2 separate regions of the Homo sapiens genome follow, and region 2 is linked to region 1. The links are chromatin loops, found by intact Hi-C in ENCODE. Cell type or tissue: heart right ventricle. All regions are shown on one strand. Each heading gives the region's core, and the rest is flanking DNA. Links, peaks and the distances in the headings are about the cores only.

What was found. A loop is a pair of places that touch in the nucleus more often than their neighbours do. Peaks named below come from ENCODE experiments on the same cell type or tissue, not always from the same donor. Only the 100,000 strongest peaks of a DNase experiment are listed, where the experiment ranks them.
Region 2: a loop joins it to region 1, with 4 times the contacts of the local background. A loop is called at or near these places in 16 of 110 quality-filtered maps.

The regions. Positions count from the first base shown.
Region 1 is chr5:64,776,803-64,792,448 of GRCh38, forward strand. CWC27 (CWC27 spliceosome associated cyclophilin) reads left to right here. Exons shown (of 14, transcript NM_005869.4): 3 at 5,119-5,231; 4 at 7,034-7,177; 5 at 8,679-8,777; 6 at 9,722-9,825; 7 at 12,149-12,218. Among named protein-coding and RNA genes, the nearest start is that of CWC27, 16 kb to the left of the region's middle. In heart right ventricle, for the core only: a CTCF peak has its summit at 7,803 (motif pointing left); a DNase peak (open chromatin) is centred at 7,789.
Region 2 is chr5:64,139,656-64,155,301 of GRCh38, forward strand. No RefSeq gene overlaps it. Among named protein-coding and RNA genes, the nearest start is that of RNF180, 18 kb to the right of the region's middle. In heart right ventricle, for the core only: a CTCF peak has its summit at 8,377 (motif pointing right); a DNase peak (open chromatin) is centred at 8,406.

The sequences.
Region 1 (15,646 bases), core at 3,288-11,287:
GCAAATGAATAAAACATGAACAAGTAAGAGCGCAGTCTCAGATATGGCCCTCAACTAAAATGATGTTCATAGCCAAAGGATGGTTTATAGCCTTTAAAAAACCAAAGGATCTACATTATACAGACTTAATCTTAGATTTTTGGTCTTTGCAGCATAGTTAGGTGGACATTTAAAATGAGTGGAACTTTTAAAAACTTATCAATTAAAAAATAGAGCAAAAAAGATATAAAGGAATGAAAGGGAAGCTTATTAGCTTTGATAATTTCATTAGTTCCTCCAGTGTGAGGAAGGAGTATAATTTTATGTTTGTTTTATAGACAAGTGGGGAGCAGAGGGAGAAGTGGATAAGAAAATCAAAATGTTTAATACATTGTGTGACTACTAATCTCTTCACCTTTATTTCACATCATTCTTGTCTCATCATGGTCCACACTTCATTGCTTATCTTTTATTCTTTAATAATAGTTTACTAATTCTTTAGAGTGACAAATATAAGCATAAATATGCTATAAGTTAAAAGAAATTTCTTTACAAAACTAAAATATTTGTTTAAAAAAATACCAGATAGTGCAGACTGGTCGCAAGATGAGTGTTAGATAAAAAGTTATTAATGATAACATTTACATAGTTAAACACAAAACAGGATTCTAGAAGAAGAAACGTATAACTACTTTAAAGTGCAAGTATAAATTCCTCTATGAACTTGGGCAAGAAATATAATTAGTCAAAATATATGATAATGCCCATAGATTATTGTAGCCAGAAATAGAAACCATGTGACAAATACTAGAATGACAGCAATCAAATAGGAACTTTGTTTCATATTTAAGATACATTTAGGTATCTTTTTTCAATAGTGGAGAACATTCAGGAGGATATTATGAACGTGCATAATGAAATAATAAAGCTTTTTCAAAACACTTGTGATGATGCATAAAAATTTAAGAAAATCAAATAAACATTGCAAGCAGCAAAATATACAGTATTATAAACTATAAATACAACTATAAATGCATAGTTCAATAGTGATTACTAATAAATTACAAAGAAGTAGAAATAGTAGATATGGAAGATTTGTGGACATTGGAAATTCCAGCTATGTTAGAATACAAAGTTATAGTGTAGAGAGTATAGAAAATTTTTACTCATTTATATATAGTATAATAATTTCATGCATTCAACAGGAATATAACTAGGAAAATCATAAAGAAAATCTTAAAATAAAAAGCCAGCATCACTGAAATACTTAATGGGAAATAGGAAAAAGAAAGAAAATGGTGAAATTCTAAAATTTGAAAACACAAGTAATAAAGACCTCTTTCATGTCCTTTTTCCGTCACAGGTAACATATATCTGGGTTTTATGGATCTTGCTTCATAAGTAGTTCTTGAATCTGTGTATCTCAAGATAAGCCATAGTTATGTAATGACCTCAGGATAGTAGTTGCTTGCTTGCATTCTCTCACTGGCTCTCTGTCGCATGCACTTGCGCTGTCTCTTGCTTTCTTTCTCTCTCTCTCTCTCACTCCCCCTCTCTCTCCAGTCATGTCTCTTTCTAATATATTCACACTGGGTAAGAGTGACATTTTGAAAATGCAAATCTGATCATGTGCACAGTGCTCAAAAAGTATTGGTTGGCTGCTTATTATGGGTCTAGATGAATATTCATTATATGATATATACTGGGGTATATTTTATATTCAAATTTGAATATGAATTTGTAGCATTTGAGTGAAGATATTAGTTTGACCTCACATTTGTGTTGAACTTGAAAATGTGTAGTTTGCTTTCATATTATTTAATCTTCAGATTGACACTGTGCCTTAATTTATGTTATTAGATTTATGAGAAAATGGAGTTTAAGACTGTATAGCTAGCAAAAGGCAAGACTCAAACTCCTGACTGCTACATACAGTGTTAGTGTAACTGATGAAATGGTTACCTAGGAATATAGGAGAGATACTTTAAGACCTTTTGGTTTTTATAGTATCTATTTGTAACCAGAGGGAATTTGTCTGCACTAGGGAGCTCTTGTAAATGCAGCCCAACTGCCCTGCAATGGGAGAAGGGACTAAGCAAAAATCAGCTGGTCTTCCTTTCTACTTCTTATGTACTGTGTACTAAATACAGTTGTTAGAATACAGATTATAATTTTTAAAATATGCATTGTATATCCAGTTATACTTTGCAAATATAAATAATTATGAGGGTGTCTCCAAGACACTAAAATAGGAACTTTATAAATTATGTCAGTAACTGTATCAGTAAAATGCCTGGCCCACAGTAGATACTTGATAAATATTTTTCATTGAATGAGTTATATTCAGGTTGTATTCAGTTGCAGGTAATAGAAGACCCAACTCAAAATGATTTAAATAATAAAGACATTTATCCTCCTGTATGTCAAGAAATCTGGTGAAATCTTTAGGGAAGCTCAGTGAAATCTTTAGGGAACTGTGCTTTTTCCATCTTTCTGCTTTGTAACCCTCAGCATGTGATTGAATCATGACTGCCTAACTCGATGATTGGCTCAACCACAACCTGCTTTGTTGCTATTTGCTTTTTGTTTGTTTTTACAACAACAAAAATAATAGCTTTTGTTTATTCAGTACTTCATACTACATATGTTTTCCTCTTGTGCTTACCTAATGTAAGTACAGAACTAATTTCAGTGATGTAAAATTTCTTTCCTTCCACCTAACGGATTTTTTGAAAAAACTGTGGTGAAGTTTATATAAAATAGAACTAACCATTTTAAAGTGTACAGTTCAACATCATTTAGTATATTCACTATAATGTGCAGCCGGCACCTCTATGTAGTTCTAAAACACTTTATTACCCCAAAAGAAAACTCTGTATCCATTAACCCAGTCATTCTCTATTCTCCCCTTGATATGGTTTGGCTCTGTGTCCCCACCCAAATCTCACCTTGAATTGTAAACCCCATAATCCCCACATGTCTAGGGCAGGACCAGGTGGAAGTGATTGGATCATAGGGGCATTTTCTCCCTTACTGTTCTTGTGATAATGAGTGAGTCTCATGAGATCTGATGGTTTTATAAGCATCTGGCATTTCCCCTGCTTGCGCTCACTCCATCCTGCTGCCTGAAGAAAGTGCCTGCTTCTCCTTTGCCATCCGCCATGATTGTAAGTTTCCTGAGGCCTCCCCAGCAATGTGGGACTGTCAATTAAACCTCTTTCCTTTATGAATTATCCAGTCTTGGGTATTTCTTCATAGCAGTGTGAGAATGGACTAATATACCCCTCCTCCACCCACAGCCCCCAGCAACCACCAATCTATTTTCCATCTCTGCAGATTTACCTATTCTAGATATTTCTTATAAATGGAGTCAGACAATATGTGACTTTGTGTTTGGGTTCTTTCACTTAGCATGTTTTTGAAGTTCATCCATTTTGTAGCATGTATGAGTATTTCATTCCTTTTTGTGACAGTCATATTCCATCATATGTATATATCACATTTTATTTATCCATTCATCCATTGATAGACATTTGAATTGTTTACACCTGTTGGCTCTTGTGAATAGTGCTGCTATGAACATTTGTGTGTATTTGAGTACTTGTTTTCAACTCTTTTGGATGTATATACAAATATATATATTTTGGATATATATATAAACAATCGATTCTTTTGGATATATATAGAAACAATATATATAAATATATGATGTTTTGTAAAAGCAAATCTGATCATGTGCACAGTGATATATATATTATATATAATTTATATATCAAACAATATATATCAAAATTACTTATAACTATAATTACTTATATATTATATATTATTTATGTGAACTATATATATTTACACTTATAAATTATATATTAATATATAAACATATATATCACTTGTATACACACGCGCACACGCGCGCACACACACACACACACACCGGAATCATAATTGCTGGATTACATGCTAATTCTGTGTTTAACTTTTTACACTATTTTATATTCCCACCAGCAATGTAAAAGGGTTCCAGTTTCATCACATCCTTACCAACACTTATTCTTTTAAGGTTTTTGATGTTAGCCATTCTAGTGGGTGTGAAGTAGTATCTGATTGTGGTTTTGATTTGCATTTCTCTAATGACTAATAATATTGAGCATCTTTTGTTATGCATGTTGGTCATTATTGCTACTTCTTAATGTAAATTCTCTTATTCAGGCAAATTCTAATTCCTGCTTCCCACTCAATTTGTCGCTTATACTTTGCCTCACTGAGATGCCATGCTTCTGCCATTCCCAAGTTAACTTCCTTTTCTTCTATGAAGTATCCTAATGATTTTAGGTTCCAGATAATATATAGTATAGGAGGTCATATACAGTCTCTCCTGTATATTTATGAGTTCTAAATTATATACTCCAATTGTATATTTTTGAATTACATATAAATATTAATAATTTATTTCAATCATTTAGCAAACTGAGCTAATTGGACTCAAGTATGTATTGTGTTATTTGTTTTATTTATTCAAAGTTTCTTGAGGAGGGTGTATTGATGGTTCTAGACCTATAACTAATAAGTAATTTTGATATATTATGAGTTTGTGTGTTAATAAATTAATTTCCTGTGAGGAAAAGAGGAAGCAGTGGGAAATAAGGTATTTATCTTTGCCAGGGTTTCTCAGTCTCCATACAGTTGACATTTTGGGCTGGTAATTCTCTGTTGTGGGAACTGTCTTTTGCAGTATAGGGTGTTTAGCAGTATCCCTGCCCCCTACTCACTGGATGCCAGTAGTATCCCCCATTTGTGATAACCAAAAATATTTTCAGAAATTGACAAATGTCCCCTGGGGCACAATATTGCTTCTCCTCCCTATCAGAACTCTCTAATTTCTGTTTTGAAGACCAGTCCAGAGTTTGAGAGAATCCTAGAAATAAAAACAAGAAGTCAACAGTGATGGTTTCTGTAGAAATGTGTGCTGTTCTGAGAAGTAACTATTTTATAAGAAGGAGGATACAAAAGGTTTTGGCTGGGGAGCGTATTTAACATTCTGGAAAATAAATCTTTTGACTCTAGCTGTATTAATTTTGGTAACTGTAGAGATGATTAATTTTAGACATTGATAAATTATTTTTATTTTTTTTTCAGCTTATTATGACAATACCATTTTTCATAGAGTTGTGCCTGGTTTCATAGTCCAAGGCGGAGATCCTACTGGCACAGGGAGTGGTGGAGAGTCTATCTATGGAGCGCCATTCAAAGTAAGACTGAATTATTATTTTTATTATTATTTTTGTTGTTATTATTATTTCCAAGTCAGTTTGGATTGCTTAATCGAAAATGATTGTGTTCCACAAGAGGAAAAAACGTTTCACATTAGTATATAAACATCAGGCTGGGTGCAGTAGCTCATGCCTGTAATTCCAGCACTTTGGGAAGCCGAGGGGGGCGGATCACTTGAGGTCGGGAGTTTGAGACCAGCCTGGCCAACATGGTGAAACCTCATCTCTACTAAAATTACAAAAATTAGCCAGGCATGGTGGCACACGCCTGTATTCCCAGCTACTCAGGAGGCTGAGGCAGGAGAATTGCCTGAACCTGGGAGGTGGAGGTTGCAGTGAGCGGAGATCGCACCAATGCACTCCAGCCTGGGCGACAGAGCGAGACTCCGTCTCAAATAAATAAATAAATAAATAAATAAATAAATAAATTGTCTGTAAAAGATGCATTAATCAAGAACAGGTCAGTGATTTCTTAACTGCCAACATAGATCTAAGAAGAAAAGGAGTTAATGTCATAGTGAAGATAATAACAACAGCAGGTTCAAGTAAAAGCTAAAAGTTGTGTTTGTTATTAATTTGATGGCACCAATATCATGTTCTTTGAATGAGTAAATATTGGTATCTCTTAAAATATGGGAGTTTTTGAAAAATTCGTTTTTATATTAAGGGAATAGATTGCATTTTCCTTTCATCTTTTAATGAGTCATTGTGTGATTCTTGAAGAAAATACTTGAACTGTTAGCTTTAATTTCCAGATGATAATGGCCTTAGAAATGTGGAATAGTTATTTTAAAAGTCTCAGATGTCACTTTTAGACTATTTTATATTTTACCATGGTAAGACTTCTCATGATTTTAGATACTCCGTCTAGTCGGAAGCATTCTTTTATTCTTTTATTTGGTGTGACAGAATAGCTGTTTTTGACAATTCCTTCCTAATTTGAGATTTTTGCTTCATTATTTTCAGGTAATACAGTTATCTTGTTACATTTTTCAATTAGGTCATTTTGAATACAGTATACAGAGTTATGATCCATTGAGTTCAGATCTCTTGAGAATTATTTATTAAGGAAAAATATCTTCCTTTGTGAAAAGCATTTATGATATAACATGACTACATTTATAAATGAGTTCTGTATCAGGCTGGATGGAAATTCTGTTAACTAAGAGACTAATATATTTGTTAAGTAGCCCTGTCATGGTGAGAAAACCACCTTAGAAAGGCTTGTTCCTGCTCTTTTGAAAACTGGCAAATAGAATCAGTGCCATTTCAGAGAAGATTCAACTTAGGACTTTAAAAAGACATGGTAAAATTACATAACACAATCATAGTAGATTATTTGAATTAAAAAACAAGAACAAAGCAATTGTTTAATGACATTTAGAATGAGATGGGAAGGAGTAATAATTGAATACTCTGCAATGGCTCAAAGGTAGTTTTCTGGGAGAAATAATAGAAGATTTCAAAAGCATAGCTGACTTTGGGATGAGAATAGGGAAATGACTTAGAAATCCATTCCCCCTTGGGTACTCTTCCTTTAGATGTAACTAAGCAGCTTTCTACAAAATAGGGTATATTTCTGTCTGAGTATATTTAGAAGATACAGTCTAGTGAATTCAAGTTTAATAACATTGAAAGAATAGTAAATACTTGAAAATCAATTAAGTAAAATGTCTGCATTTTTTATTAGAAGTTGTATGGGACCTTGCAGGTCAAGTTGAATAACTGCATATGAAGGGTCTTATAACTGAGGACATTCACTAAATCTTTTTACATTTCAGGATGAATTTCATTCACGGTTGCGTTTTAATCGGAGAGGACTGGTTGCCATGGCAAATGCTGGTTCTCATGATAATGGCAGCCAGTTTTTCTTCACACTGGGTCGAGCAGATGAACTTAACAATAAGCATACCATCTTTGGAAAGGTTAGTGTCCAGTGATTTTAAACCTGTGGTTCAGTTTTTGGTTTTATGTTATTCCTTAGACTTCTAAGATACATATGATTAACTTATCTAAGAGCTACCTTTGTAAAAACATTCCATAGGATATGTTTATTATTTTCAAAAATGATGGAATATATTCCTAATATAGTGCACTATGAGGGAGCATCTAAGTTCTTTTTGGATCTTTCAATTCAGTCATTAGTTGTGACTTTAGTGTATTCCTTCTTTAAAATCATAGTAATGGTATGAGCTAAAATGTGCCACTTAGCCAATATTGATTTTACACTTTTGGAAGGACATTTAGGTAATAATATTTAGTAGTTTACAGTTTATTTTCTTAATGATGGATTTTCTTAAGTTTAAAGTGGAATTTGTGTTGACATTGAAACTTCTTACTGTAAATATTACTTTGAATAGTACCTATTTAATCCTGCTCACATTTAATGTCATATTAGGGAACGTCCTTTCTATAGAATTTTTAACAATTCCCTTTAAAAAGGGATTCTGAAGGTTTTCTTCTCTCACTCTTCTCCATTCTCATAAATATGTTTCTATATGTTTTAAGTCTTAGGCATATCGGACATCACTAGTGCATCAGCGCCCTCTGCTGGTTCAGTAAGAATGGTTTCCCCATATACTGGGCAAAACTGGATTTTTGTGGTGATGAAAGGGAAAAAAACAAATTCAGTACAATTGGAAAGCTGGTGTTGTTTTAAAACTCTTGAAAAACACTGAATGAAAGGAATCACACTAAAACTATATGTTGCAATGTTGTTGGTTAATACTTATTAATAACAGTGGGTTAGGAAATATGCATTGGCACATTCTTTTGAGCCACTCCAGCACAGCCTGTCTGATGTTTATAGATTCCCTCCATTTATTCCTTAAAAATAAGAGTGTGTAATAAAATGAGATTTAAGTTGCCATTCTGCATCAGTTTTTACAATTGGGTTATATAACTAACACATCAGAGACAATGTGTAGCATAGTTAGAAGTTAGAAAGGCCATCACTGTTGGTTTTATACCTTCTTTGATCCTCATTTTTCTTATCTGTAGAAGGATAATATTAGTTCCTACTTTTAGGTTGTTTGTGAGGATTAAATGAGATAATGTCTCTAAAGCATTTACCACATTGTTATTGTTATTTGCTTATTTTATCCTATTCCAAAGTTTAAATTTGTTTATGATGTTTGAATGAAAAGTTGTCATTCAGTAGGAGATTATTTGGCATTATATTATTAATAAAAACTTACATTAAATATATATTGGAAATTTCCAAAAAACTTATTGGGGGATTGAACTCCATCCATGCTTTTCTCCTTTAAGATAAAGTTGCTTTATTTGCATTATTAAATGCATATATTTTTATGTAATCACATGAAATTTTCTTTTAATTATTTGAAAGATGTTTTCAAAGGTTTTCTCTTAATTCAAAGGATGAGTGCAATAATTTTCAATTACATTATATTTTTAATTTGATAGGTTACAGGGGATACAGTATATAACATGTTGCGACTGTCAGAAGTAGACATTGATGATGACGAAAGACCACATAATCCACACAAAATAAAAAGCTGTGAGGTAGGAGCATGATTATTACGAGATACAGCACTTACATTGTCGTTTAAGAGGAATTGATTCTTAGTATTTTTAAACTATTGGATTAAGGCTTTATACTATGTTAACATCACAACTCAAATTTTATCTCTAATTTATTTGGGCACCGTTTCTAGTTAAGAATTTTTTTAATTAAAGATTTTAATTCAAAGATGAAACTTTATCTGATAATCCAATGACTGAAAAGCTTACCTCATAATGGAAAGTTAAAGGAATTAGGTTTATTTAGCCCAAAGTAGTGACTTCATAGGTAATTTAAGAGTAATCTGCTGGGCACGGTGGCTCACACCTGTAATCTCAGCACTTTGGGATGCTGAGGTGGGTGGATCATGAGGTCAGGAGATGGAGACCATCCTGACTAACACAGTGAAACCCTGTGTCTACTAAAAATACAAAAAAAATAGCTGGGCATGGTGGCATACGCCTGTAGTCCCAGCTACTCAGGAGGCTGAGGCAGGATAATCACTTGAACCTGGGAGGCAGAGGTTGCAGTGAGCCAAGATCACGCCACTGCACTCCAGCCTGGGCGACAGAGCAAGACTCCATCTCAAAAAAAAAAAAAAAAAAAAAGAATGACCCTTCATTGAGGAAGCAAGAATACTTGATTTGGAATCAAAGCATCTGAGTTGATCTTGTTTACTGTGTATCATTTACATTTTCTTAAATATTTTTCCCTTTTGTAAAATGGGGATAAAATATCCCTTACTTAATAGCACATAGGATTATTGAGAGAATCCAGTGAGGCCGTGTAAGTGGAAGCATGTTGTGTAGTAAATATATATCACTATACTAATAATGTTTATGTGGGGAAAAATATAGACACTATACCACTGGAATTACATACGGGGTTTGATTTTTTGTGAAATGTTAAAAATGGAATAATGTTTTCGAAATATTTTTTTTCATAGGTTTTGTTTAATCCTTTTGATGACATCATTCCAAGGGAAATTAAAAGGCTGAAAAAAGAGAAACCAGAGGAGGAAGTAAAGAAATTGAAACCCAAAGGCACAAAGTAATCATAGTGGAGAGATTTTTCTTCAGCTTGAAAAATGACACTCATTCATTTAGTTTACTATATTTCCTTTTATAGTAATTGTTTACTAGCAAAGGAGAGGCCAGTTTGAACCAGAGAGATATTGGAATTATGAGTGTGTGGTTGTATTAGTTCATTTTTACACTGCTATAAAGACATGCCTGAGACTGAGAGATATTGGAATTATGAGTGTGTGGTTGTATTAGTCCGTTTTCACACTGCTATAAAGATATACCTGAGACAGGGTAATTCATAAAGGAAACAGGTTTAATTGACTCACAATTTCACATGGCTAGGGAGGCCTCAGGAAGCTTCAATCGTGGAGGAAGGCGAAGCAGTCACCTTCTTCACAAGGCAGCAGGGGAGAGAGCGAGTGGGAAGGAGGAACTGTCAAACACTTATAAAACCATCAGATCTTATGAGAACTCACTCAGTATCATGAGAACAGCTTTGGGGACACCACCCTATAATCCAGTCACCTCCCACTAGGGTCCCTCCCATAAAACACATGGGGATTGTGGGAATTACTCGAGATGAGATTTGGGTGGGGACACAGAGCCAAACCATATTAGTGGTTTTGTTTGTTTGTTTGTTTGTTTGTTTTCCTAAATGAGCAACTCTTGTATTCAGGTGCAGTATATCTTAAACTTAAGCTACAAACATGTCATCTCAGTTGTTCACATGAAATCTGTGTTAATAAATAGATACATATTTTATGATCCCTGTAACAATTATTTATATAAATGAGTTGTTGAGAAACTTGTTTGTTGCTTATTTTAAAATTAATATGTGCTCACTCAGTATAAATAGAAAGTAAAGTATAAAGAATATTTTTAATGACTGCATGATTGCATTATGCAATTTAACTTGTATTTAACTTTTTACTCCTTTTATGTTGCTATTAAAAATAATATTATTATAAATATTTTAAAATATAAAGCTGTTTCATTCAGTATTCTGGTTTATTTCCAGAAGATAATTTTCCAAAAAATAGGAATGAAAAAATAAATTTCAGTATTTTGGACAATATTCTACATTATTAATACTGTCTGTATATACTGCAGAGTTAGATTTCAACGTACTCTTTTACTGAATCGTAGGATCCTTATTAGAGATTTTATTGTAAGTATAATTGTTAGATTTGATCAATTCTAGATATAATCCTGCCAAACCTAGTTAATAAAAGGCAAAGTTGATTAAACTTTCTAAGCTTCAGTTACCTCTTCCTATAAAATGGAGATTAGAATAAGTTCAACTCCTGGTTGTTATGAGGATTAAATGAGAAGAGGTATGTTAAAACACCCAGTAGTATAGGCATTCAATACCTATTAGTCTTTTTCCTTGATATCCTACAAATACAAAGTTAAATTGTTTTATAAAGTGTCAGATATGAGCCAGACACTTTAATAAGCAGTTAATTCCTTGTGGCAAAATAACTGCTTATTGGAATTATTTATTTGATTTTTAAAAATTCTTTGATCAGCTTATTTTGATTAATCTATCTCTGGATGAAAGGTCACTGTCACTGTATTCATATGCAGTGCGTCATCACTATGATTTATCTTAACAATAAACTCTAAAGTCTTTTTTTGGTGTGTTTTGCTTTGTTTTTGTTTCCAGCAAATATATTGGGGATGATATGTTGGTCGTTGCTTGCTTCTAGGCTTTGGGAAAAAAAAAAATCTGTTTCACTGCCACATCTTTAATTTTTCTATTTGAGAGACAGTTTTAGTAACTTGTTTATCTTACTTGAGATTACTTTTGTTTGATGAATCAGAGGAGACAAACCTAGTTTTTTCTCCTTGTGGGCTATTTTAGTTGTTCATTGCTCATATTTTTTTGTCTGACAATTTTGTATACATATTAATTTTAAAATATTAAAAAATATTTTGCCAAATACTAGATTAATTGCTTCCCATTTGTAGCACTCAGGGATATATACTTATTATTTTTCAGAAACCCCCATTTTGCTACCAGTTTTGATAAATATAAAAAAGCTTAATTATTTCTGTCATGCTTTACTCAGTAAATTTAATGGTAATGCTCAGAAGGGATTTTTGGTCATTAAAAGTTAGTATAATATAGGAAACATTGGTGCTGTGAGGCAAAAGCTTTAACATCATACTGAAAATACAGATCGTTAGAATACTTCTGCTGAATACTGAGTAATATGGTCTTTTTTAGAACAGTCAGAATGTATTTCTTCTTGTAAATTCTGTTCTCTTGCTCTGAAAATAAGGTATTTATAAGTTTGATTTGACTTTCTCTTTCTTTTTTTTTTTCTTTCTTTTTTTTGGACTAGAAATTTTAGTTTACTTTCATTTGGAGAGGAAGCTGAGGAAGAAGAGGAGGAAGTAAATCGAGTTAGTCAGGTAATCTCTAATTTGCCCTTTGTTCTAACTTACAAAAGAGATTGGGGTCTATATCTTACTCACTATTGTATCTCCTGCTATATCTGGCACAGCATGTTTTACATGGGGCAGGCTCAGTAAGTGTTCATTGAATTTGTAAATTGATTTGTGGTCAGTAATATTTGCAACTTTTGAGATTATCCTATTTATTTTTAATGTTGGCATTTTAAAAAAATCAGTTTGAACTAGACTTGCAGTTTTTTGAATGGTTGGACTTTATGATTCAGATCCTAACTGCTATTTTTTCAGGTAGTATGTTAGATGATAATGATTATTATCATTACTGATATAAACAGTCACAGACCAAAACTCTTATATTCATTTTAATGTTATTTATATATATTTTGTTTATTTCATTAATTCTCATTACAGCCCTTTGAGATGGGTGATATTATTATCATCCTCATTTTACTCATGAATACATTCAGCTATAGTTTATAATTTGCTCAAAGTAACATAACCAATAAGTAGCTACAGATGGGAACTGAACGCAGGTCTTTGTAACTATTAAATCCATGTCCTTGAATTATGCAGTGCCTCCTGGCCTTTTTATTCTGCTAGTCCTTCCTGTAGGCCTTTACATGTGGTTTTCTTCAATATTGCTTGCATCATAATACGCATTACTGAAACACGGTGTCATGCCATTGTTTAGAGCAGTAATTCTGGTGTGTATACTACAAGAAAACTGTCTTCAAGGGTTTCTACTCCTAAAGGTTCTGATATGCCTTTCTTTTTTGAAAATTAGTGAATACTGAGAACTAAAGGATTAGGTTTATAGTCTTTATTGTTGTAATTAAAACTTTATAACCTATAAGCCTTACTTGCTTAACATAATTATCTATTTCTTACCAACTCTAACAATAACATTGAATTAAAAGCATATTATTATTATTCTTGTTTTTACTTCTTTAGCCATATGTTCCCTTATTAGTGAGCACGGTTTTGCAGGCTAATGTTGGACGCCTAGTAAGCACTCTACTTAATACCCCTTGCATTAAAATGTAATTAAAATGGTGTGTATATGAAATATTTTGGTCATAACTTTTTGTTGCTTTTTATTGTATCCTTGAGTGATGTATTTGATGCCATGGATTCAATTTCCATTTACCTGTACACCAACATTCTAAACTCTAGGAGATAAGGCCAAATATTTCTCCTGGGCTCTTATCCCTTGTTCAGAGTTGCTTTAGGAAAGGTCTCTAGATGTCAAAACTAAATTCATTTTTTTACAAAAACTTCATTTCCCAATTCCTTAACGTCACCAATCACTCTGTCACCTCAATATCTGAAGAGTCATCTTCTTTAGATGTCAGTGCACTAGTCTTGCATTGTTTATGATTCAAATTTATGCCTCATCAAAATGATTTACTATGTGTCATGATTCTGTGGTTATGTTTGTGAATGGACAAAACCATGAATGTTAGATCTAGAAATTGCCAGGGTTCCTTTTCATTGATGTTTTCTAAAGATGTCAAGTTTCCTTGCATACCCATACTTTCCTCACAGTTCCCCCACCCCTGTTTTTCCTTTTGCCAGGAGTATGCTCTCTCCTTAAAGTGTTTTTCCTTTAAGATTTAGGTCTACTATCACCTTCTACTACTTCTACCTCCCCCTGCCACTGAACTCCCATCCAGGCTAAGCTAGGTACTTCTTTCCATGATAATCTGTCTATGCCCATCAAAACATTTATCCTACTGCATTACAATAATTTATCTTCTTATCTGCTAACTATACTATTTATTTTATGTAATCCCTATAACAACCATGCAATATAGATATTATTTTTCTTATTTTGTAGAATAAAGAAAGTGAAACTCAGAGAGGGTTAAATAACTCATCCATGATCATGCAATTAAGAGGTGGTAGAATCAGAATTTTGAACTGAGGGTTTTTTTAGCTAGTTAAGTCTCTCATATGATTATGAATGCTGTAGAAGCTGTCTCCTTCAAGCCCAAGACGTCTCAAAGGTTGGTGAGAAATTTCACTGGTAGCGTAGCATTCTGGGGTAGAAGGCAGCTGGGGAAGGCAGTTGGCCCGTTGTCCTTCCCTAAATCCCACAGGGTCCTGGATAGTTAGGTTGAGCAGCCTTGGAGAGCAAGGGCAGGAGAAAGTTTTTCTGTCAGTTTTTTGTTGAAGTTAAATTTCTAGTCTAAAGTAAGTTTTGTTCACAATTGCTTTGAGATAGACTTGACTAGGAAATTAGTTTGAATTTTTTCTATTTGTAACAGCAGCATGTGTTAAATGTTCAAAGATTATCTTCCTTCTGCTGCTTTCTACTGTACAAAATAGAAAAATGGTATGTTTACATTATACTGAATATTGTGAACTTATACTCCAAAAGCAATTTGCGTTTCAGATTGAAATGTACAAGGATAGCAGCACAGATAGTGCTGTCTTTTTTTTTTTCTTTCTTAAACCTGAAAAACACTTTAAATACTTTTAGAAGGACTGAGTAAAATCTTTTCTCTCTGCCAAGAAAATTACAACCCAAATACCGTTCATTATCAAATGAATATTATTATCCTAGTATTGTGTCATCATAGTTTTCTCATCTGGCTCTTTCGTAGGGGGTGCTTTGTAATTAAGTTATCATCAAATGCTTGTATCTGACTCTCACGTCTATATCTCTAGGCTGGTTTACTCTTCTTTTCTCCAGCTGCTTATTGGACATTAGTTTATCAAGCCCTGGGGAAGTCTTAACTCACTATCTTTTTCTTCTCAAACTTCTTATTTTGTGACTTTGTATTCCCTAGTGTCAATATCTTCCAAAGAAGGTCTTTAGATTCCATTGTGATTTTTCATATATTTTTTCATTGCACTGTCCTGGCAATTTTTTATCCAAGATGTATCTCAAATCTGTTTTTTCCTTTTAATTTATTGTTGCTACTACCCTTGTTCAGCCTTCATTATCTCTAGACTGGACTGGTGTGGTAGTCTATAGACCAGTTTCCCATCTCCCCTCTCTTCTTTTCCTTCCACTACCAGAGCAGCCTTCCTGAAGCTTAAAATGTTATTTTTACTGTCTCTTTACTATAGAAATAAGGCCAAATTTCTTGTCCTATTATTTCAAGATTCTGCTTTCATGACTGTCCTTCACCAACTCTGCTCTTTCGACTAGTACTTGTTAAACTTTCCTGGTGATAAAAATCACTTGACATATTTTTTAAAAATTAAGAATCCTAGGCCTTATCTGAGACCCACTAAATTAGAATTTCCAAGCGAGGGGCCTGGGAAGCTGTACTTTTAATGAATTCCAGAGGAATTCATACCAAGGAAATGTAGGAAACACTGCTTTAGCAGATATGAATGATTTGCTGCTCTATATGTATGCCTTATTGTTTCCATTTTTTGTGCCTTTCTTGATGTTCTTTTTCCCACCTGAAATGTCC
Region 2 (15,646 bases), core at 3,423-11,422, 640 kb before region 1:
AAAACATCAGCTAAACAATAAAGATAGTAATGCAGAAAATGAGGGACAAGAAAACAAATACCAAAATGACAGAAGTAAGTTCCTTCTTACTTAAATATTACTGGATTGAACTCCCCAATCAAAAGACAGAGATTGAAGTAATATATTTTTTAAATGTGATTCAACTATATGCTGTGTACAGTAGACTCACTTTTTATCTAAAGATACAAATAGGTTGAAAGTTAAAGTATAGAAAACAATATTCCATGCAAATAGCAATCAGAACAAAGGAGATGTGCCTATACCAGTGCCAGACAAAATAAACTTTATGTTCAAAGTATTACAAAAGACAAAGAAGGACATTATATATTCATAAAAGATTCAAAATAGCAAGATGAAATAATTAGCATTTATACGCCTAATAACAGACCATACATTATATGAAGAAAAAATTAACAAAACTGAAGAGATTAATTGACAGTCTACAATAAATAGTTGGAGATTTAAATATCCCACTCTCAATAATAGAAAAACCAGACAGGAGACAAGGAAATAGAAAAATTGAATGACGCAATAAACCAACTAAATCTAACAGACATATACAGAACATTCTTCTCAACAATAACAGAATATACATTCTTCTTAAGTGCACATAATAGATTTTCCAAAATCGACTATATGTTAGGTCACAAATTAAGTCTCAATAGATTTTAAAAGATAGATATCATATAAAGCATCTTCTCTGACCATGACAGGATGAAATTGGAAATCAATAACAGAAGAAAACTGAAAAATGTATAAATTTTTAGAAATTAACATACTCTTAACCAATCAATGAAAAAGAAATCACAAGGAAAATTAGAAAATACTTAAAGATTAATGAAAACAGGTTGGGTGCAGGTGGCTCATGCTTGTAATCCCACCACCTTGGGAGGCCAAGGCAGGCAGATCATTTGAGCTCAGGAGTTCAAGAACAGCCTGCTCAACATGGTGAAACCCTATCTCTACTAAAAAAACAAAAATTAGCTGAGCATGGTGGCACATGCCGGTAATCTCAGCTACTCAGGATATAAACACACTAAAATCAATCACATTTCTATACACTGATGATGAACAATCGGAAAAGAAAATTAAGAAACAATTCAATTTAAAATAATATCTGTCTTAGTGTATTCCTGCTGCTATAACAAAATACCTGAGACTGGGTAATTTATAAATAACATGCATTCATTTTCTCATATTTCTGCAGCCTGAGAAGTCCTAGATCAAAACACCAGAAAATTCAATGTCTAGTGAGGGCAGCTATCTACTTCCAGGATGGTGCCTTTTGCTACATCTTCACATGGCAGAAGGGGCAAACAGCTCCCTCACACCTCTTTTATAAGAGTGCTAAGTCATGAGGATGGCACTCATGACCTAATCATCTCCTAAGGACCCCACCTCTTAATACTATCACATTGGCAAGAAAGTTTCAACATGAATATGTGTGTATGGGGGAGACACATTCAGACCACAGCAGCATTATAAATAATAAAATACTTGGGAATTAACCAATGAGACGTAAGACTTGTACAGTGAAAACTCTTTTTAAAAATTCTGAAATAAAGAAGACAAAAATAAATGGAAAGACATCTTTTGTTCATGGACTGGAAGGCTTAGTATTGTTAAGATCTCAATACTACCCAAAGCAATCTACATATTTAATTCAATCACTATCAAAATCCCAATGACCTTTTTTACAGAAATAAGAAAACCCATCCTAAAACTCATAACTATATGAGTTAGTATCTGAAAGGACCCCAAATAGCCAAAACACTCCAGGAAAAGAAGAACAAAGCTAGAGGAATCACACCTCCTCATTTCAAAATTTATTACAATGCTACAGCAATCAAAGCAGTGTAGACCTGGCATAAAGACAGACATAGACTATTGGAATAGAATACAGAGTCTAGATAACAAACCTTTACATGTATACTCAAATTATTTTCGACAGAAATGTCAAGACCACTTAATGGAGAAAAGTCCATTTTTTCAACAAATGGTGTTGGCTAAACTAGATATCCTCATGCCAAAAAATGAAGTTGGACCCTTACCTAACACCATATATTAAAAAAAACTAAAAATGCATCAATGACTATATTAGCCTGTTCCCACATTACTATAAGGAAATACCTGAGACTGGGTAATTTATAACAAAAAGAGGTTTAATTGACTCACAGTTCTGCATGGCTGGGAAGGCCTCAGGAAACTTACAAACATGGCAGAAGGCACCTCTTCACAAGGTGGCAGGAGAGAAAATGAGTGCAGCAGGGGAAACGCCAGATGCTTATAAAACCATGAGATCTCGTGAGAACTCACTATCACCAGAGCAGCATGGGGGAAACTGCCCACATGATTCAATTTTGTCTCACCAGTTTCCTCTCGCAACACATAGAGATTATGGGGATTACAATTCAAGATGAGATTTGGGTGGGTACACAGCCAAATCATATCAATGATCTAAATGTGAGAACTAAAACCCTTAGAACAAAACACAGGGCAAATGCTTCATGACGTTGAATTTGACAATTATTTCTTAGATATGACACCAAAGGCACAGGTAACAAAAGAAAAAAAATTGGACATCATAAATTTAAAAATGTTTGTACACCAAAAGACATTATCAATAAAATAGAGTGTCAACCTACAGAATGGGAGAAAATATTTGCAAGAAGACATTTGCAAATTGCATATCTTTTAAGGGATTAGTATCCAGAATACATAGAGAATTTCTTAAATTTAACAACAGAAAACTATCTGATTCAAAAATGGGCACAGGACTTCAATAGACATTTCTCCAAAGAAGACATACAAATAGCCAATAAGCACATGAAAAGATGCTCAATATCACTAGGAAAATTCAAATCAAAACTACAATAAGATACTACCTCACACCCATTAGGATGGCTGCTAACAGGAAAAAAAAAATAAGTGTTGGTAAAGATGTGGAGAAATTGGAACACTTGTGTACTGTTAGTGGGAACATAAACTAGTACAGCCACTGTGGGAAACAGTAAAGCAATTTCTCAAAAAATTAAAAATAGATTTACCATATGATCCAGCAATTCCAGTTCTGAATATGTACTTAAAATAATTGAAAACAAGGTTTCAAAAGGGTATTTGTATATCCATGCACATAGCATTATTCACAATAGCTAAAATATGGTGTTAAAGCAAACTAAATATGGCCTGAGAAGGACTTTGTACTTCTATATTTGAGTCCTTGTGGACGAACTGCAACCTAACTTAGCGGGTAGACAAGATTGAAACCCTGACTTAGGAGTATGCACCCATAACAGTGGTTGAGTCTTGGCCAATCCTAACAGCCATACTTCAACCAGTAATACACTGCTGAGTGTTCAAATTGTGTTCAAATGAGGTAAATGGCAATCTGTAACCAATCCAGCTGTTTCTGTACCTCACCTCTGATTTCTGTACATCACTTCTCTTTTTTTGTCTATAAATTTGTTCTGACCACAAGGCAACCCTGGGGTCTCTCTGAATCTGCTGTGATTCTGGGGACTGCCCAATTTGTGAATCATTCATTGCTCAATTAAACTTCTTTAAATTTAATTCAGCTGAAGTTTTTCTTTTAACAATGGAAGCAACCCAAGTATAATACACACACACATTATACACACCACACACACACATTATACACACCACACACACAAATATTTCAACCTTAAAAAGGAAGGAAATTCTGGCATATGCTACAATGTGGATGAACCTTGAGGACATTATGCTAAATAAAATATGCCAGTTACTAAAACACAAATATTATATGATTCTACTTATCTGAGGTATTTTGAATAGTCAAAATCATTAAAAAAACCAGAAAGTAGAATGATGGTTTCCAGGGCCTTGGAGTAGGAGAAAAACAGGAGTTATTGTTTAATGGGTATGTAGTTTCAGTTTTGCAAGTTAAAAAGAGTTCTGGAGATAGATGCTGGTGATGACTGCCCAACAATATGAACATACTTAATACTACTGCCCTGTACACTTAAAATGGTTAAGATGGTAAATTTTATGTTATGTGTATTTTATCACAATAAGAAAAATTGGGAGAAACAGGAAGTTATGGAAAGGTTGATTTGAGATCAATAATACTTTCTAATACTTAAAGGGCATGTAAATGGAATGGATGACCTTTTAAGATGGCATGATGAGATCTCACAAACTGAAAATATTATAGCAAAAACTGGAAAGCCATTTATTGAGGATTTTATGGTAGAGAGTAATCTTTTATTATTCAGAATATTGTATTAGATTACTTTTAACTTCTTGGATGGAAGAAGACATGATTTTCGATAACCATAGAGGTGAGCCAGAGTTCAACATACTTGGAGATAAAATAAATTAGATGCACTCTTACCCCACTGAGTAAATAATGCAGCAAATACACTTTCACTATTAAGAGTTATAGTAAGAGTCACATTGTTTAAATCATTAAGCCTTTATTTCACCAAAAAATATTACTTCTCCATTTAATATGAAGATATTTTCCAATACCTTGAAGTATAAACCTTTTGATTTAGTTTTTACAGTATCACCTGAAAACACTGCTATGCACAGCAATAATAGTGTGGGCTCATGAAACCAAATTATAGGTAAAAACAAGCTTAAAGAAGGGATTGAGTCTGTGTGATAGCATTTTTCGGAGGCTCTGGAGCCCCCAGAATAGATTTTTCCAAGATTTTCATCATGAATAACAAAATATATATAAATACCTCTAATGTGAAAGAGACAGGGCTAGAATATCTGAGAACTGGAAATGGACTGAAGGAGGACCTATCTACATGGGTGATTATTCTTTAACATTCCTGCTGTATCATTCATGTTCCTGGAAGGAAACAGAAGCCACACCCAAAAGGGCTTTGGGGAAGAAACTTAAATGAAGGTCCTATTTATAGAGGTGTGAGTAGTGTGATTATTATAGCTCCACGCTATTATCACCCTTAGTCCTGAAGCAGCAAAGAAGATGTGCCATCTGCCAGGAGCTGTGGCTGTCAAGTAATGCAGGACTGCCACACTATGCTTTAGTCATGGAGGGAGAGAGAGGAGAAAAGATCTCAACCTCTTTTTCCTTCCACCCTCTGATCACCAGCCAATGCTTGCAGAATCCAACTAGAAGCCATAGGACAGAGAACCCAGTTAATGGTCTGTAGACATCAGCCTTTCAGGGTACAGAACCCAACATAGAACACAGAAACATTTCAGAGAATAAATTCAGGAGAGTGTGGTGGCAAATTGAGAAGAACCAAAACACTGGGACCTCAGAGAAGAATCCAGTAGCTGGAACAGGGAGATTCATCCACATTGTAGCATATGCCTGTGCTGACACATTAAGTAGGCACTATGCTTTGGCACCCATACACTCAGTTGTGAGTCACCCTTTCATTCCTTTTTTTCTCACATCCAGTTGTATTTACTTCATAGCATATCATTATATGAAATTACCATTCTTTTTTGTTTGTTTAAAGTTTATTACCTGTCATCTCTTCACTAAAGAGTATGCTCCATGAGACAAGAACTTTATTGGACACACTACTTTGTCTCTAGCACTCAAAACAATTGGCACATAGGAAATATTTAGTAGACACTTCTTTAAAGATCTTTTGCCTAAGTAGAAGTTTGAATGGCTGTCATTTTCTATCTGAACTTCTTGGAACAGGGAGGCTCCACAACACTTCCCTATATGGAAAATTATTTAACAGCTAAATAAAGATTTATAAAGTAATAGCTAATGAAAATGACATTTAAACTGGATTGGAACAAAACACATAAAGGACCAAAATTCCTGGGCAAACGTTTGCTTAGATATAGGCCTGGGGTTAAGCCAAGGAAAATCACTGGAATAATTCTTGATAAAAAGATTTGACCCATACCAGAATGACACAGTAAATCTCCCGAATAGATTTTCATTCCAAACTAGTACAAGAAGCCAGAAAGCCTCAATACGAATAAACTTCCAAACAGCCCTTTGATGTGAGGCTTGCCAAAGAGCAGCAGTGAGGAATGAAGTCCGACAGCTCAGAATCTTCTTTGGCCAACTAAATTAATGTCAAACAAAATAAAAACCTAGGCAGCCATTTATATAGCCCAGAGAGGAATAGAGAACCCTTTTCTTGCTTTATTTGGAAGTATCTACAAATTAAGACACTTATAAATCATACAGTTTTAATTTATTCAACATAAAAGTGACCCAAATGAAAAGTCCATTATTGTATTTAGCATAAGTGGTATTTATTTATCAAGCACATGCTGTTATAGTAACTGTGTCACCAAGCAGACGAAAAGAAGTAAAGTACAATCCCTGCCCTCTTGAGGATTACAATCCATGGCAGAAAAGATAATAATCTTTTTATTATCTTTTCTTTTATTGTCTTTTCTTATTATCTTTCTTTTATTATCTTTTCAGAAAGCTAATAATCAGTTTCATGACAAAGGCTATAAGAAAGGTATAAACAAGGCGTGATGAAAATACAGGAAAGGGAGGAGTAGGCACTGCCCAGAGATAAGGGCTTCGCAGAGGGAATGATATTTAAATTGAGTATTAAAGGGTATGTAGAAATATTTTTAGTTTAACAAGAGGATTTGGGAAGACATAACAAGCACACCATAACACTGCCAGTATTTGCAACTGTGCTTATTTGCAATTGTGCTCACTATTGTTGCTGCTAGCAGCTATTATAATTGTGATGAAATAAGGAGAAAAAAACAGGTAAATTTAATTCATAACAGATACAGTCATGCCACATGAAAAACAGATAAATACAGCTTGAGCCATATGTTTTACAACAGTTCAAATAGAGAAAAGTAATAGGACAATAAAGTCATCACATGGCAAAATGGGCATTTAAATCTCTAAGCTGCACTGAAGTCAGAACCATGTTCAGGTTGCAAGTGATAAGAACTTCTGCCACATTGAATTGATGTTCTTAATCTGACCTCATCCAATTTCATGACTCTAAGTACCATCTATAGGGTGTGTCGCCAAACATTGTATCACCGCCCTAGTTTTCTCCTCTGATCTCCTCTTTGGTATATGTGCAACAGGCATCTCAAAGTAAACATTTCCAAATAATAACTCTTGTTCTCTCTACCTTCACTCATCCAGCCTGCCCTTCCCACAGACTTCTCCATCTCAGTAAATGACTTCAGCTATTAAATTTCTCAGCTACCCAGTTACCCTTCAGTGCTCTCTTTTATACCCCTCATTCAATCCATCAGCAAATCTTCTATCTTCAAAATGTACCCAGAACTGGACCATATCTCACCACTTCCATTTTACCATGCTGGTCCAAGTCATTGTTACTCCTTGCCTCCTAATATGTCTCTCTGCTCATCCCTTGCCACAACTATAGTTTATTATTCATGCAATCTTCAGAGTGATCAATGTAAATATGCATTGCCACATCTCCCCTCTATTCAAAAGTCTCCAATAGTTTCCAGTCTGATTCAGATATATTTGTCTCTGTATGTCTGTGTGTTTGCCCCTGTCTCTGTGACTCTGTACATATGTCTCTGTATTTGTGTGTCTCTATTCTCTGTATATGTCTGTGTGTGTGTGTGTGTCTCTGTCTGTGTCTGTGTCTATGACTGTACATATGTATCTGTGTGTGTCTGTCTCTATTCTCTGCATTTGTCTCTGTGTGTGTCTCTGTTTATGTATCTGTGTGTCTTTATGTGACTCTGCATGTATGTGTGTGTCTCTATGTGTATGTCTCTATGTGTATCTCTGTGTATCCCTGTGTCTGTGTATACATACATATATGTATGGGTATATGTATGTACACATGTATACCTATGTATAAAATTGCCCATCTGGCCCTGTGTGCTCTGCCCCCTCCTGTCCACACTCACCTTTCTGGCCTATGCCCTACTCTCCCTCTCAGTCACTCTGCTGCAGTGCGGCAGCCACACGGCCTCCTTGATGTTCCTCAAACATTCCAACAGGCTGTTGCCTCAGTGTTTACTGTTCTCTTTGCCACTTCCTTCATGTGCTTTACATCTCAGGGAGGTCTTCCCTGGCCTTATCTAAAATTTAAATGCCCCTTCCCCCACTCCATATCTCCATTCCAAGCTATATTGCTTGTGTAATCTTGGATTTACCTTTTCCTGTTATGTATGTCTTGTATGTCTCCTCCCGACTGTTCAATGAGGGCACAGATTTCTGTCTGTTTCACTCACCGCTGTATCTGCAGTGCCTCGTATTTCTTCCACAAAGGATCTTCTCAATAAATGGTACTTAATTTTTTAAATGCAGCTTTTCATTACACACTAGCAACTGGAAAGGCATGCAATTCTATTTCCAAAATTCATTAAACAAACGTGGTAAACATTCAGGCCAGAAGGCGGCAGCAAAGCTTCATCAGCCCAGCAACCGGCCATCATGCTGGGTCAGCAATTCAGAGGCGCAACTAATGGAAAATTAGGCAGAACAGCTTTTCACCAGGGAGTCTGAGCTGAAGGAGGTGAGGCCAGAGAACTGAGCTGGTTAGGACTGCACCCTGGCCAAAGAGCAGGGAGACAGATAGGAAGAGAGAGAAAGGCAAGGCTTGTCCAGGAGAATGAGACCCACATTAGGGGCTCACAGAATGAACATTCAGGTTGTCAGGGAACTTAATCAGGTGCCAGAAAATTTGGCATATTATCTCAGCAAACTCAGGTAAACCTTTTGGCGATGTCCACAGGGAGGTTCCCTTTCAGATAACAAGTCTATTTATCACTGTAGCTAGAATCTGGGAGCCAAAATATACCTACCCCTATTAAGACAGGAGAATTATGCCAGTCCCAACAAGTGTGTCACCAAGCCGACAAAAATAAGTAAAGTACAATCCCTAGCCTCTTGAGGATTACAATCCACGGCAGAAAAGATATGAAAGCTAATAATTAGCTTTCCCTGAGGGCCATGTTTCTTTTCACAATTGCAGTGCCACATCTCATACTTTGTTAAAGAAAAATAAAGATGGCAAGTGCTTAGGTCTAGGCTGCTGCAGAAGAAAACCAGATGTAGGAGGAACTGTGACTCTGCCTCTCATGCAGGCCTGAATCTGGAGTGTGGTCCTCCTGTGGGGTTGCACTTACTCTGGATTTTTCCAGAAAGACTGTCTATAGGTGCCTGCATGCTGTGTTCCTGTGAGGGAAGCCCCAGCTGTGTCTGTGGTGGAGTGCCAGAGGGGAAAAAGGACCCCTTCTCCAAGCCCTTTCACCATCACGGAGGCTGCCTGCCTGTTGGGGTAGAGATGTAGACTTTCCCTACTACACCCGGCACTGCAATTGTGTCTCTGCTGTCAGAAACTAACCATTAGTGGAAAGATCTGGAACTTGAGGCCTGATTTTCAGATTCTTTTGTTCCATGGGGTGATCCTTGACGTGCTGCTCTTCCCCTTCCCCTAGGGATGGGGCTTCCTGAGAGCCGGACTGCTGTGCTCGTTATTGCTCTTCTGGGTCTAACCACTCAGTAGGGCCACCAGACTCCAGGCTGGTGCTAAGGAATGGCTGCAAAAAGCCTGTGATGTGGTCCGTCTTTAGGTCTCCCAGCTGTGAATACCAGCACCTTCTCTGGTGGAGGTGGCAGGAGAGTGAAGAAGATTCTGTGAGAGTCTTTGGTTGCAGATAGGCTTAGTGTGCTGGCTTTCTTGAATGCTGATTGTGCTGGTGGTGATGTTGTCATGTGGACAGACTCAGGGCCTCTGGTTATCCAGAATACTGCAGGTGGTGGTATTAACTGTTGTTTTCTCCTTCCTGGGAGCAGGGTAATTCTGTCATGAGTTGCTGTAAAGGCCTGAGTTGGTTGGACTTCAGCCAGGAGGTGGTGCTTTCATGACAGCACCAGCTGTGATATTAGCAGTGGGATATAAGCCTCCCCTAAGTTGGCCAGGGGAGGTATTCTGGTTACTCAGGCAATGGATGGGATCATAAAGCTCCCATGAGTGTATGTCTTTTGTGTTCACCTACCAGGATGGGTAGAGAAATACCATCAGATGGGGACAGGGTTAGGAGGGTCTGAGCTCAGACTCTCCTTTGGTGGGCTTGCCATGCCACTGTGGGGATTGGGAGGGTGGTTCTCAGGCCAATGAGGTTATGTTCCAGAGAGGACTATGGCTGCCTCTGCTTAGCAGTATTGTTCACCAGGTAAGTGGGGAATAGCTAGTAGCAAAAGGTCGCACCCACCTCCCACGCAGTTGGCAAGGCTGGTCTCGCTCTCACAGTGTCCTACTGAGAGGTGACAGCGTGCTGGCAGCCCTCGCAGCCCTCTCTCACTCTCGGTGCCTCCTCAGCCTTGGCGCCCATTCTGGCCACACTTGAGGAGCCCTTCAGCCCGCCGCTGCACCGTGGGAGCCCTTCTCTGGGCTGGCCGAGGCGGGAGCCAGCTCCCTCGGCTTTCGGGGAGGTGTGGAGGGAGAGGCACGGGTGGGAACCGGGACTGTGCATGGTGCCTGTGGGCCAGCTAGAGTTCCGGGTGGGCGTGGGCTTGGCGGCCCTGCACTTGGAGCAGCTGGCCAGCCCTGCCGGCCCCAGGCAGTGAGGGGCTTAGCACCCAGGCCAGTAGCTGCGGAGGGTGCGCCAGGTCCCCCAGCAGTGCTGGCCCACCGGCACTGTGCTCGATTTCTCACCGGGCCTTAGCTGCCTCCCTACGGGGCAGGGCTCGGGACCTGCAGCCGGCCCCCACCGCCCCTCTGCCGTGGGCTCCTGTGTGGCCTGAGCCTCCCTGATGAGTGCTGCCCCCTGCTCCATGGCGCCTGGTCCCATCAACCGCCCAAGGGCTGAGGAGTGTGGGCGCATCATGGGACTGGTGGGCAGCTCCACCTGCAGCCCTGGTGCGAGATCCACTGGGTGAGGCCAGCTGGGCTCCTGAGTCTAGTGGGGACTTGGAGAACCTTTGTGCCTAGCTAAGGGATTGTGAGTGCACCAATCAGCACTCTGTGTCTAGCTCAAGGTTTGTGAACACACCAATCAGCACCCTGTGACTAGCTCAGGGTTTGTGGATGCACCAATCGGCACTCTGTATGTAGCTAATCTGGTGGGGACTTGGAGAATCTTTATGTCTAGCTAAGGGATTGTGAATACACCAATCAGCACTCTGTATCTAGCTCAGGGTTTGTAAATACACCAATCGACACTCTGTATCTAGCTAATCTAGTGGGGACGTGGAGAACTTTTGTGTCTAGCTCAGGGATTGTAAACACACCAATCAGCACCCTGTCAAAACGGACCAATCATCTCTCTGTAAAACAGACCAATTGGCTCTCTGTAAAATGGACCAATCAGCAGGATGTGGGTAGGGCCAGATAAGAGAATAAAAGCAGGCTGCCTGAGCCAGCAGTGGCAACCTGCTTGGGTCCCCTTCCACACTGTGGAAGCTTTGTTTTTTCACTCTTTGCAATGAATCTTGCTGCTGCTCACTCTTTGGGTCCACACTGCCTTTATGAGCTGTAACACTCACCGCAAAGGTCTTCAGCTTCACTCCTGAAGCTAGCGAGACCACAAACCCACCAGAAGGAAGAAACTCCGAACACATCCATACATCAGAAGGAACAAACTCCGGACACGCTGCCTTTAGGAACTGTAACACTCACCGTGAGGTCCTGCGGCTTCATTCTTGAAATCAGTGAGACAAAGAACCCACCAATTCTGGACACACTACTAACAGTGCCAAGTTTAGATCCAGGCAGCTTGCTCTCCTGAAACTCAGACGTTGCCTCAGGCCATAAACTACCCCACTTAGCAAGCAAGCACTGCTTTCAGGCCTTGCCCCTCCCCATCTGCCAACAAAGTTGGCTGTGACTCCAGCTCTTGTATTTGCAGCAGTTCCCATTCACCCCCATATCCTGTCAAAAAAGTTAGTGCCCAGTTAAAATTATTGCAAAATTCAGTTGGAAACTTCTTACACCCTGTGACCCTTCCCTAATTCTGCTGAGTGCCTTCCCTGAGGGCTTCTGTGAAATACAATCAGAAATGGCTTCCCTGCGCACAAGGTGAAGAATGGGAGTGCCTACAAGGCTCTTCCCACTGTTGCATTTACTTTTATATTTTGCACAGCTCCCTAAATCCATTCCAGCTCTAGATAAGGTTAAATCCTTCTCTGGTGATCTGTATTTTCAGATTCCTCAGCGGGAATACGTGTTTGAAGGCAGGTTTTCCCCCTTTCAGACTATGGAAACTCATAGTTGTTCATCTGTCTCATGCAATCTGCAGTGACTTGTGCTTCTTTCAAAGATCTGTGAATTCTTTAGGTTTTCCTGGTATGGTCCTGCAGTGGTTCTTGGAGCAAAAGTCCACAGTATGAATCTTCACATGCCATACTGTCCATCCAAGTAGGAGGTACATGTTAGCACTATCTCCTATCCAGTATCTTCTGCCTGTGAAAGGAAATTAAATTTTGACACCCCAAACTCATTTAGCCAAAGGGAAAAGTCAAGCTGGGAACTGGGTCATGCAAACCTGTCTCCACCTTTTGATTCCTAAATAAAATGGCTACAAGATGAAAAGCTACCCACTTTTCCCATGTTTTGCCAGCAAGGAAATTCCTGGTGAGCTGTTACAACTTCACCATGGCAATGCTAATTGATAGCTTATCTTGACAGGTGCAGTCACCCAGCCTGCCAGACACAAATGCGTATCAGATTGTCCCCCTACCCCATTTTGTCTGTATTATCTTATGTTAAGATGCAGATTCCCCACATTTTTCCTTTGCCCCTTTTGTTTAAGTGAAAACTGTGTGCTTCTCAATATCCCGCCCTTTCCCCTTTAAATTTGGAGCCCTCAAAATCATCTTCAGAGAAAGGCATAGACCTATCTCCTGTGAGCATCCTTAACTTTGGTGAATAAATCTCCAAAAATGATTGAGACTTTTCCCATCATTTGCTTCGACTGACACCCTCATCATGACTTTTCTACTGCAGGAACATCCAAATATGCAGGGATTACTTTTTCAATGTTTCTGTGGCCTTATTGCATCCCTGCCAAATCTGAGCCCCACGGACTGCCATTTCAGCTCTTCTTTCATGACACCTTTATTCCTTTTGCTTTTTGTCCTGTGACCATGCTCACTGTTCCAGTCCTGAACTTCATGTAAATCACATCAATTTACTGTTTTTGTTCCTCCTCTTGGGCTGCTGATCATTTTGAAGAAAATCTCAAAACCTACATACCCATTTCTGCCATCATTCAAGCCTCAGCTGGCTCCCTCTGACATTTTATAATCTTTTATTTTGTACTCAATTAACTACACATTCACCACTTATACTGAACATTTTTTATTTTTGCCTGTCAAATGTCCATTTCCATTTGTTTTGATAACAGCACCCCAATATTCATTTGGGTAACTATGCCTATCTCACTTTCAACCTTTGTGGACTGAGTAGGGGACTGATTCCCTTCTACACATACATACAGTTTTATGGGTGAGAAAATGATATGCAAAGGACCAACTTGCTAGTTCCTTCTCTCTGTGGGAATGAGCATGTGGTACAAGTCTCTACTGGAAGCTCAGTTCCAGAACTTTGCTGGAATTAAAGAGATATTACTTTTTGCATTGTGGTTGCTAAACTGGATGAATTTAAGCCTGGAGCTACTAGTGGCCAATCTTGCCACTACATAAACTGATTCTGCCTAAAAAGGAAGCCAGCACAGAGAAATAGAGGGAAAATGGTGAAAATAAATTGATGATGGCATCATATTTTGTTGTTAAAAACAAATAGTTCCTCTTCAAAGGGTTTCAATTCCTGGTTCTTTGTTCTATTCTAAAAGGTAATCGTACCCATTCATCTATCAGCCCTCCCTATCTCTGCTATGCCCAAACACCCCATGATGTACCATACCTGTCCTTCCCATCAAATGCCCACCCTTGCCTCCTTTGATGATGTCAACAGTAGCTTAGTTTACCCTAGATTGAAATTAGCCTAGATTGTGTGGTCCGACCCCAGCCCACAAGGGGAGGACACAGGAACAGGGTCTGCATTACAGATAAAAATCTCCTACTCTCCTTTGTTTTGCATGCTCTCCCTTGCCTCTGCCTTGCATGCAAGAGGCGCCCTTCTATAGAAGTAAATTGCCTTGCTGAGAAAACTTTTGCCTGAGTGCTAGTTTCACTTTGTGGCACCAAATATTTGTTTCTAACAATTTGGGGGCCTGCCCAGGATTCCCATTTTCCTCTGAGGAAGGGGTCTCTGGTCATCTCCCAGGGGGAGATGCGTCCCACTGCCTCACTGCAGTGGTCTCAGGGGCTAAAGATCCAGCCATCACCCACTGTGATGAATAAACCCAGACTCTCAGCAATGTGGGAAGGAAAGGCTTGCCTACAAATACCACAGTGACCAGGTAACTTCGTGCACAGACCAAGGTAAGAAAAGCCGCAGAGGGGGCAGCAAAGTATTTCCTTGGTTGTTGGGATATCTTGGAGGCTGAAAGTGTGTGTGAATGATCACTGCTTGTGGTGCTGCTTGTGTGAATGGTGATAAGTACTACTGCTGTGTGGGGTGAGTGGGTTCTATCTGCGGTTCCGTGGTCACCTCATATGGCTTAGGGCAGATCCTGCCATGGGGCTTATACCAGCACACCAATACTAAGAGGGACCTAATTTCCCACAAGGGAAGTGGCCAGATAGGACGAAGCGAATGGAAAGGAGTGCAAGAAACCTCCAGTAAAGGGGGTGAGCCTCTAGAGAAAAGGGAAGGCAAGAGATTTCTAGTAAGAGAGGTTGGACCACACACACACTCAAGGGAGCATCCAAAACCTCCAAGATGGGAAACACTCCTAATACAACAGGGAAAGATAAGGACGGGGATAGTCAGATCACCTCCAACAGTCCTTTAGGTCTCATGCTAAAATATTGGGAGGAGAAGGAGAGGACTAGGCACAAGAAAAAGCAACAGATGGTAAAATATTGTTGTTTCATCTGGGCCAAGGAACCCATCCTCAAATCTGCCATCTTCTAGCCAAAATATGGATCAGCTGAGGCTTGGGTCTGTCAACTTTTAATTCAGTATGTGAATGACAAAATTCCAGTCGCGCAGGAAGAAACAGACTATGCTCTCTGCTGGAGAAAAGAACCTGTTCTCCTCTTTCCCCTAAAGAATGCAGGGGAAGCATCAGATTTCACACTCCCCAAAGTAGGCATAGTAAAACCAACCCCTAGGCAGAGGACTCCCTATGCCTGGGACCCTCTTAAACCACCTTCTCCTGTTTAATTCCCCACGTCTTGACCTGCCCCCTTCCCAGGCAGCTGCTGCCACCCCAGACCCAGTCCCAGATCCTTCTCCTACTCCTATTATTCCTCCCCCTTATAAATCTGACTCTTGGGAATTACCACCACCCCATGAGTCTGCTCCTTGTCAGCCTAAGTATCCTTCCCTAAAGGGACTACAACGTGAAGTACAGCAATGTAAAAAAGATATTCAAAATCTTCCTTTCCCCTCTACCTCTAAGGAATCAGCTCCAACTATCTTCCCTTTGAGAGAGGTGCCCCAGGGAGGAGGAGCTATTGGCTTTGTAAATGCTCCTTTGACTAGTTCAGAAGTTAGAGGTTTAAGGAAAGAATTTAAGCCATTGCTAGATGACCCATATGGGGTAGCAGACCAAATTAATCAATTCCTAGGCCCCCAGTTATATACGTGGGCTG